Regions from separate parts of the Homo sapiens genome. Here region 2 is linked to region 1. A link is a loop called in an ENCODE intact Hi-C map of the cell type or tissue named here. Cell type or tissue: PC-3. All regions are shown on one strand. Each heading gives the region's core, and the rest is flanking DNA. Links, peaks and the distances in the headings are about the cores only.

Region 1 (5,388 bases), core at 57-5,056:
AAAGGAGACTGGTGGTTGCCAGGGTTATGGGGAAGGGGAGTGGAGAGTTAGTGTTTAGTGGATGCAGTGTTTCAGTTTGGGAAGATGTAAAGATTCTCAATGAAACTAGTATTTGATAGCACAATAGGGTGACAAGAGTCAATAATAATTGTACATTTAAAAATAACAAAGAGTGTAACTGGATTGTTTGTAACACAAAGGATAAATGCTTCAGGTGATGGATACCCCATTTACCCCGATGTGATTATTACATATTGCATGCCTGTATCAAAATATTTCGTGTACCTCATAAATATATACACCTACTATGTACCCACACACGAGAAACAGGTTCTGGAGATTGGCTGAATATACTTAACATGATTTAACTGTACACTTAAAACTCGTTAAGATGGTAAGTTTTGTTATGTGTATTTAAACATAGTAAAATAATAAAAAATATCATCTCCTACCTCTCTATTCTCTATCCCTTCTTCTATTTTTCTTCATAACATTTATCATTTATCTGACACTGTATTGTATACACATGTGTTGTGTGTAGGTATGTGAGTAATATATATATATTAGAGACAGGGTTTTACTCTGTCGATGATGGAGTGCAGTGGTGTGATTACAGCTCACTGCAATCTCCAACTCCTGGGCTCAAGTTATCCTCCTATCTCAGCCTTCCAAGTAGCTGGGACTACAGATGTATGCCACGGTGCCCAGCTAATTATTCTTCATTTAATTTTTTGTAGCAATGGAGTCTTGCTATGTTTCCCTGGCTGTCCTCAAACTCCTAGTATCAAGCAGTCCTCCTGCCTTGGCCACACGTGTGTGTGTGTGTGTGTGTGTGTGTGTATATATATATATATATATATATATATATATGTTGCCTATATACTCCCTTCCTCCAGTACCCCAAAATATATAAGTTCTGAAGACAGAAATCTTGTCACTCTACTGGCAGGGCTTGGAATAGTGCCCGGCAAATACGGATGCTCAATATGCATCTTATGGATAATTTTTTAAGGTGCAATCATTATTGTTTCAAATATTTTTAGGTATATTAATGCTAAAGGACACATTTTAATTAAGCTTTGCTTCACTCTCACCAATCTTAATTGTTTAGTCATTAGTTTATAATAATCCTTCGTTAGCTCCTGGGGCCAGTTATTGGCAAGTCACTTAACCACAGTTAATAACCAATAACCAGAATACATAAAAAGAAGTATCTCCAAATAAAACACATAAAAAAGCCCACTGTGAAAATTAATCTAACAACATCACCCATTTCTCTGTTTCAAGTAGCTACTATTCAATGGCTTATGATATACAGGCTGCACATAATTTGAGAATATAGGATACATTAGAAATCACAAACTAAATTGCATTTTGTTTAACTGGATGCTGAAGTAATTTTAACTCTCTGAAGTTACCCAACTATAGCTGAACTGCAAAGTTGGAAAACAACTGGATATGTATATAAAGCTTGAAGGTAGCTTGACTATAATCACTTTTTACAATAACCCATATTGACAGGGCATTTTATCACTTTGAAAAATGTCTTTACAGATAAAATCTACCCTGATCTTCAAAAACACCACTGATACAGTCAGGGCAGGTGTTGCTGCCCCAAATTAGAGATGAAGATGTGGAATCAGGGAAGCTATGTGATTGGATCAAGGTCTTGCATGGAGAGCTTGTGCATATATTTGGAAATAATTTTCAGAAGCATAAGAAGCAAGAGTTTTGGAAGTGTGTTACAATACAATCCTTGCAGAAATCCAACCAGGTAATGAGACTGTGTCTACAAGCCACACAGGAATGATGGGTAATAAATAGTGATCTTGCCATTTTAATACAAGAAGCTAAATACAGTTTCATGGGTGTCACCAAAAAATGATAGGACAGGTGTCACTGATGCAGCACAGAAACGAAAACACAGAGCTTGGCCAAAATAAACAGATTTAACAGATGAGAACATAATGCACAACTGCAAAGAATTCTATGAGCCCACAATAGAAATCATGGTTCTCAGATTTTAGATTTCCCAGATAAGCAATATTTCTAAAACATTGGGTAATGAGGTAGCCAGTGTCTAATTCTTCTGAATGAAAATATTAAAAGACAAAAATTTATTAAATGGTAGTTAACTCTGATTGACCACATGCTATATGTAAGAGTTTGTTCTAGGCAACTGATATTCAGTAGCTCATTAAGGCTCACAACAAAACAATGAAACACATATTATTATTATCATCACCTCTGTTTTATAGATAAGGCAACTCAGGCCCAGAGAGGGTTAGCAGTTTTTCTCTAGTCCTATGTCTAGTGCCAGGCAGAGCCAACACTAAAACTCAGGTAGCTGCTCCCAGAGCCTGTGTTCTCAACCGCTGACTCTGGCTCTAGCACCCAAAAGCACTATTATTTCAAGAACTGAAGTGATGTTTTAGCACAAAACCCAGGCAGGAAATCTCAGAGTGAGTCAGTCCTTCAAATTTATTTTACTTCACTGTAATAAAAACTTATACGTTCTCCCCCTTTGCTCGGATTTTTGGAAATGTAATAGCAGACCTTCACTGCCCAAAGAATAGTACTTGATAAGCATGATTATGGAGTATTTAGACAAGGATGAAATAAAAATGAAACTGAAAGGCTTTCAGGGTAGAAATATCCGGTGGATCATCTCATCAGAAAGCAAACAAGAAATGAATCATAGAATTTCATACTGAAGAGATCTTCAAGGTCAACCAGCTCAATCCTCTTCTGAATATAGAAATCAATTTCTACCATGTCAGGTTATGCTTGAACAAATCAGCCACAAGAAACTCACTCAGATCTTGTCGAGTTTACACAGGTGCCCTTTCCTCCCCATCCCCTTCTCAGTTCTTTCCACCATTCCTCATTAGTTAAGAAAGGTTCCACATCCTTTCCTATCCTGATTGCTCTCCCCATGGGCAAAATCTATTTTGTGCTGTCTCTCTTAAAAAGCAGGAACTAGAAATAAATGTGAGAATTATGAGAAGCCTAAACAGCACTGGTAGAGTAAGGCTATCACCTCCTTCAATATGGGCATTTTGCTTTCCTGATGCAACCTAAGATTATTTTAGGATTTTTTTTTTTTTTTTTTTGCAGGGGATGGTGAGGCACTAACATCACAGGGATAATTTATACAAGATGGATGATATTGTAGATTCATTTGCATTGAAGCCAAATCCTCAATCTCTTCTTCATACATATTGCTGCTAAATTGTATTACTCTAATTCCAAGCCAGTACTCTTGGCTTTTTTGAACCATACAGGAAGGATTTAGATTTATTCCTATTACTTATCACCCTGTTAGATTCATCAACCATTTGCCCCTGGCCAAGGATGTTTTCCACTTATTGCTGCAGAATGCTTCTAGTCTCTCCCATGTTTATGAAATCCATGATTTGCTCTTTAGGTACTCTAAATGCTCACAAACCATCTGAATAATACTTTGGGACTGATACCAAACTTTCAGTCTATAATTTACAGCACACGTTTCCCTTTAACTTGCTCCTGCTTCCCAAAATTCCACACTGATCATAATCAGTGATTACTGATATTACCTGCAGATTTTCTCAAAACCCCAGGTCAAGAAAGGGTGAACCATATTTCTTCCTATAGCAAAAAGTCTCATTTGACTTCACTTTCCTCACCTTTCACTTTCCTCACCCACCTAACATGCCTTCCCCTCTTCTTTCTAACTTTGACCCTTTCACCTAACATATCTCTCTCCATTTTCTAAGGGTGACTCCATGCCAGCACAGGGCACAACCAGACCATGCATCACGAACAGTGCCAACTGCAGGCTGCAAACAGTTAAGAGGAAAGGGCGCATCGTCATTAGGCTTCCTGGTTTAGGTGAGGTTTCATACATTGAGGCACAGTGTGGGCCTACAAATATCAATTCAAAATTGGTTTTCATTTCTTAAAAATAACTGTCAATCTATTATTAAAAGGTAATTTGTCTCTTTGAGCATTATCCATTTACACATTATGCAGCAGCATCAAAAGGCTTCCTGAAAACACAGACACATGCATTATAATCAGTGGATATATATACAGCAATGTGTCAATAGCTGAGATGTACAGACACAAAACCAAAAGAAAAGGCAAAAATGTGTAAAAAAAAAAAAAAGAACAGGACTGGAAACATTATGTAGGTGGGGCTGCTAGTGACTAGAATTGAAACAGATCACAGTCTCTCTCCAGTCTAAACAATGAAATTCTAACCTGCTTTTGGAGAGAGAGAGAAACCATATATTGCCATGCCCAAAACAGGAATTCTTAACACTAAAGTGAAATAACACTAAACTTACTTCTTACAGAGTGAGCTTAGAAGTAGAAAGGAGCTCACACGGGCTTCACTTTCACCATCTGTATTATGGGGATCAAAGAACCTGCCCTGGAGAATTCATAAGGCAGTGGTAAAATAACAGATTTGAAAGCAATGCCTATCTTGTCAAATGATATAGGCAGTATTATCCATAGCTATTGTTTGCATTGCAACAAATGGTAAGATAAAACTTTTACAACAATGATGGAATTTATTCAACTAAATAGAGGAGATGACGAGGTTTAAAGAAGACAGGAAGAGAAAGGATTGGGAAATTCTCCTTTCTCCTTAGAGCCACCACTCAGGGCTGTGGGAATCACCAAATCAAAACAGCAGGTCTTATTCCAGGGACCAGACTGCCTGCACAAAGGTGCCACGAGGATACAGATGTGGGGTCTGAGAAACAGATGAAAGATGTACAAAACAGCAAAGTACACAGTCTACTAACCCAGGCCAGTCCCTGTACTCAATAGCATGTATCCCCAGAAGAAAAAAGTACCTGTTCCCTTTTCTAACAAAAGTCTTTTTTAAAATACAGAATTTTCCATGAGTATTGAACTTGTGGAAACAGTATAATACAAATTATGAAGAAAAAATTTAAAAACCAGCTACAATGGTTAAGGTTTAATAATTTCTCTTACTCCTACCAGATAGAATCTGACTATGCTAAGCATTTTTAAAACTTAAGAAAGAAATGAAACATTGATAAATGTATTCTTATCTAATGCTATCTGAATAATTAACTAACACCATAACAATTTATGGAATCTCCTCATCTCAGCACACAATTCAACACAGAAATTCCTCATTTACAAGACAAAAGAGCACTTAAATATCCCAATATACTGTTTCTCTCTGCTTCCTACCACAGAGTAGCCATACGGAAACAACACTACAATCTCTAATTGGGGAGCTTCATTCAGGTTTTGATTTTTGGAAGATTTTACACTTCTCTCTCCATTAACCCTACTTTTACTTAAGTTGCGGAATGGGTTTAGCACAATTAGAAATTTATAATCTAAGAAACTAAAGACTGCACCCAG
Region 2 (5,388 bases), core at 322-5,321, 170 kb after region 1:
TAAAAACTGAATTAAATGTAGCATACAGACCACTATGAAGAATAATCTACAAAAATTATGATGTCATCTCTAAGTACCTACTGGTACCAACAGCTTTAAATTATGGGTTAGCATTTTGGTTTATTAAGAAGCTCCTTCAGATGTATTAAAAATCCGTTTACTTTTAGTATTGATTTTTTGATAAATATATTATCCAGAGAGGTTATATGCAGTGGTTTCCCTGGAAAAGCTGACATTTATTCAATGATATTTGCTTTACTGAATTAAGTAGCAATATATGCTCATATATCTTTGCTCTATCTGGGAAATTATCAGAGTTAAGGGAAGAGAATATTTTATGAAAATATTAGGGTATGGTTTAATAATATAAAGCTTAGGAAAAAATCTACTTGTGTAAGATCTAGTTGTTATGGATTAATTCTTGACTTTTATATCAAAACATCATAAAGTTAATTCTCAAAACATTATTTTAGTCAATTAATTGGATTTTTAAAGATAGCACTCCTTTATAGAACAAAAAAGTAATCATTATATTCAATTTAAATAATGTTCTCCTGTAATAATTTACCAGGACCATTTTATTAAGTAATAACCTCTAAGGCCAAGTGGGGCAGAAGTTGCCAGCTACTCATCAAATGTCCTTTTCTTCTTCTTCTGTGCATCCAACTAAACCATACTCCCAGCTGCCTTTCTCTCCACTTCCAGACTTAGCCCACAGAAACCTCCACACAGATCCTCCAGGGACTTTTCCTGTGCCATCTGGATGTCCACTTGACATCTAGAATCTTGGAAAATACATGTTGAAGATGCAGAGTCCTTTTCAACCAGGATGTCTATGTGTAACAAGCTCCCAACCCAACCACCTCCAAGCTGGGACCACAATAGACTATAATGTGAATGGGAAATAAAGGTCCACAGTGTTACTGACATTGTGAGATTTATTTGTCACAGCATCTAGTGTTACACCAAGACATACGTTTTTTCTATTATGTAAATTCTTAGCAAAAAACAAAGAGTTTCCTTTTCTTTGGAAAGTTCTTTAATCTGAAAAAAAAAGGGATCTAGACCACAGGGCCTACTGAATTCAGATGTGTCCTATTCTCAGATCTCAGTAAGTCGATAGACATATATGAAATAACCATGTCATTTGCTCTTATAATGGCATAAAAGGTAAGTAAAAATGTCTTACATGAATGTAATTCATTATTTAGCTTGGAAAAGAACACATTTGTAAGATGAGTCTTCAAATAATGAAGAAAGCCTTATAATAAAAAATAAATAAACATGACAAACTACCAGCTCCTTTAAAGAGCATGCCTTTTATCACAATTTGTTTTTTATTGATTCATGTTTGGTGAGTTATTTTGCATATGTGTTTTTTTTTTTAAAACCAACTTTCATTTTCAATTATTAAGAGTTAGCAACCACTCCCATGAGCTACCTCGGAAGGTTACCTTCCTTTTCTTTTTAATTTACTGGGAGAAAGTTTATCAGCTTAGAAAGAACTGGACTTAAGAATTTAAAAACCAGTAATTTTTCCCAGGTGATTAGTAGAAATAGCAATAAAGGCAGGAAATGCAACAAATGGCATGACTTTCTAAAGGGCTTCACACCAATTAATACTTTTGAAAGGTTTTATTGCATTTGTCAAAGATAAGTCTTAGAGAGATCTCCTCTTTAATACTCGTAAAATAGATATAAGTGAATCAGGGAGGAAAGAAAAATAATCACTTGAATCAGAAGACCCTTTCAAAATAAGACTGTTAATAATCCCTTCCTCTTTGTGTCAGTGGGTATGCAGAGCCACAAGCCACAGAGGAGAGGCTCTCTAGCCGCTATGCTGATCCCAGAAAACCGTGACCAAACTTTACCCTGCTGGCTGAAAAAGCATCTGACCTCTGGGATTTACTCTGAATCAAAACATGGGCAGGATGCTGCCTGTGAAAGGCTCACATGGGATTTAAACGTGCTCCCCTGGAGCTCAGAGGATTCTCTCTTCTGTGCTTTGCTGAGAATATGTCTCTAAAGAAAATATTGTTCGTATCTACTGGGGAAGGTCAGTAATGATAATGACCTTATGAGATGCAAAAGTAAGTAAGAACTCTTAAGCAGGCCAACAAGAGGAGGAAAAGAAATGCAAAAGAGCATATTCATTAGCTCATTTGCAAAACCTGACACTGCATCTTAACTAGAAGTCAAGCAAAGTCACCTGGGGCAACAGCAGAGGCCCCAGTGAAGGAGCAAAGAATTCCACGTCTCCATCTGCTGGGGGATTTAAGGAATTACTGAAATTTTAAAGTGTGGCATGGCTTAAAGCTTATCAACAATCTTATTAAAGATAAATTAAATGAGAAAAGAAGCTACTGCCTCATTTCAGGGGTAAGAAAATGTGAATGCTCATACTAATCACAACTACAGACTTTTATTACTTAAAGGTTGCAATGAAACAACACACAACCATTTCTCTTTTCAGTGCCAGGGTAACCGTATATGAACAAAATATAGGCATTTTATGAAGATAAGCGGTCTCTCAGCGAAGGCAACCCTTCCCTGCACAAGCACAACTATACTTGAGAAAGGAGAATGATATGTATTCAGCTTCCTAAAGATGCCAGCCAGAGCAAATGGGCAGATAGCGACTTCTGGCTGTCTTGATTACATCTATCAAATCTTAGCGTTTTCAGCCTGCTAGGGACTCCAGATAACAAGCCCTTTCTTAAGTGAGTCCCAGGCTTCAAAAACCACCATAATGGGTAGCCAATTAGTAGAGGAAATTAATCTTCAGCAAGTCTATGCCACTTCATGAATTTAATTTTCTTTTCTTCCATTCAGTGCATTATTCTAATGCTTGATTTTTCTGTCAAGTAAAGCATTGATCAACTTTGCTAACCTCAGAAATCTGTGACCTCAGAAACCTTGTACATAGATCCTCCAAGACAATATTAATAATAATCATCATCATCATCATTTAAAGACAGGGTCTCACTCCATCACCCAGGCTGGAGTGCAGTGGCACAATCACGGCTTGCTGCAGCCTCAACCTCCTTGGCTCAAGCAATCCTCCTGCCTCAGCCTCCCAAGCAGCTGGAACTACAGACATGTGCCAACATGCCTGACTAATTTTGTATTTTTATTTTTGTAGAGACAGGTCTTGCTATGTTGCCCAGACAGGTACTGAACTTCTGGGCTCAAGCAATCCTCCTGCCTTGGCTTTCCAAAATGCTGGGATTACAGGTGTGAGCCACTGTGCCCAGCCCAAGATATTCTTTATCTGGTAGGATACAATAACAGCTATTCCACAGTACATACTTCATAAGTATTTACTGAAAAAAAAGGAGAACCAAAAAGCTAGGGAGGTCACCCACTTAGGTCTCCTTCCTGAAGCTTAAATATTAACTATCTATAACAGCTGGACAAATCTATAAAGATCATCAGATTCCCTTGGTAACCTTTCCCATGGCTATATTAACAAAAAGCTCAGAAAATGTTTGTCTATGATGCCTTTCAAATATTAGCAAATTCTGTTAGGACTCATTTCTTAGGAAATAAATATGTTGCCTTACAGAATTGGGCTATTGATAGGCATGTGACTATTCACCTATGGGATTTGCTATCCATGCACATGAAATTTCCATTAAGCACAATTTTCAAGTCTTTCAAAACATGTTTAGCCACCTTTGTATCATTTTGTCACTACACACTTCATAAAAGGGGTTGGAATTATTTCATCATTACAATATATATGACAATTTCACCGTTAAAACTCCCAGAAGCAGCACTACTGATGGAACTTAGATAAGCTCACTCATATATGTTTTAATATTTCACTTTCTCCAACCCTCTACCATCCAGAAAGCCTACACCTAATTCTAAGTATATGAATACTACTCATACTTTCATATTTTTCCAAAGCAAAATATTTCATAATCTCAACCTTCATAGAATTAATATTTACAGTTATGTGGCTTCATACAATATAATTTTATGTGCATTATTTCATTTGATAGCCTAGTAAAATAGGCATTTATTAGTATAAAGAGGGACTACTTCTCAAAAACAGGAATGAATTATTTATATTGACTTTATTCAAAAAGAAAAAGAAAACCCTAACACTCAGGGATAGTCTTTTGCAATGCTTCCAAAATCTTTTTCCCTTCTTTCTTTTCCTTCTCAACTTCTCTGAGCCTGTAACTGTAACTTATCGAGGTATGCTCATCACTTAGCATGGCCTAGGTCAGTCGTTTTCAAAGTATCTGCCAGAGACCCCTGAAATCCCTGAGACCCTTTCAGGGAGGCCACAAGGTCAAAACTATTTTCATGATCATAAGAAGACATTATTTGACTTTATTATTCTCAGTTCACGCTCAACTCTCACAGGTCTACACCACTGCTCTCATGCCCAATGGAAGAGATGTTTATGGACTCTTGTGTTTTCAAACTTTCTCAGTTTTAATTTCTAATTCAGAAAATAGAAGTAGATATTACCCACTTGAACAAAAGCTCTGCGGATTTTTCAAAACATTTACAGAGTATAAAGGAGTCCTAAGACCAAAGAGTTAGAGAACCATTCAACAACTCCAAAATCTCAGTGGCATATACAACACAGCTTATTTCTCATTCAGGCACACACCCACTGCAGTCATCTGAGTGTGTGTGAATGTGTGAGGGGCAAGGGAAGGCATTTCTACATCTTCCTCACTCAGGCATCTGGGCTAAAAGCGTCTCAATGCTGCCACAGTCACCATGACAGGAAGAAGGGGAGAGAACACCTTGACTCTCATCCTGGTTCTAGCAGCTTCTGCCTGAAAATAGCACATGTCACTTTCACTCACACTCACCAGCCAAAGCATGTGCAGTAACATCTAAGTCAAATGCAACAGAGATGCCCAATGTTCCCATGTTTCTAGCAGGTGAAAGCTGGAAGCAGTCATTCAACAACGCTGACAACCACAGGGGCTATCTCTTATGACAGTTCATCTCTTCCCAGCATTTTTTCCAGAACTTAATCATCCTCCTGACTCTTCATGGGGTCTAACACCAAACACATTTCAGGCAACATGGGGAGAGATACTATTTAAATATGACACATGCAAGATCACTTATGTAAATTGGGTTTTCTCAAAACCATTGAGAAATATCAAGTGTGGAGAAAATACATTATGGTGAATGCTTCCCAAAGCTAGTATATAATGCTATTGTATCAAGTGGGCCCTCTAAAAGTCTTTGTTTGACTGATGTATAAAACCAATTATTTGTAATAATTTGTGCCATCAACAAATGTCCAACACCTTTTTATAAGAGCAAGACTCAGATCAATTCAAATAAATTAACATTTCTGTCTGAACTGACTCATCCAGCCCAAGTAACAAATTCACATGTCAGTGGTGG

Evidence for each region. Hi-C counts contacts between places; a loop is a spot of excess contacts. Peaks named below come from ENCODE experiments on the same cell type or tissue, not always from the same donor. Only the 100,000 strongest peaks of a DNase experiment are listed, where the experiment ranks them.
Region 2: it touches region 1 in a loop (6-fold over the local background); 5 of 110 quality-filtered maps call a loop at or near these places.

What each region holds. Positions count from the first base shown.
Region 1 is chr18:7,955,933-7,961,320 of GRCh38, reverse strand. All of the region lies in intron 7 of PTPRM (protein tyrosine phosphatase receptor type M), which reads right to left. Among named protein-coding and RNA genes, the nearest start is that of PTPRM, 390 kb to the right of the region's middle. RefSeq lists an enhancer at 3,108-3,609. In PC-3, for the core only: no CTCF peak of the experiment used is centred there; a DNase peak (open chromatin) is centred at 2,640; H3K4me3 peaks cover 1,242 bases; H3K27ac peaks cover 2,097 bases.
Region 2 is chr18:7,786,908-7,792,295 of GRCh38, reverse strand. The region is part of intron 2 of PTPRM (protein tyrosine phosphatase receptor type M); the gene reads right to left. Among named protein-coding and RNA genes, the nearest start is that of PTPRM, 220 kb to the right of the region's middle. In PC-3, for the core only: a CTCF peak has its summit at 2,252 (motif pointing left); a DNase peak (open chromatin) is centred at 2,245.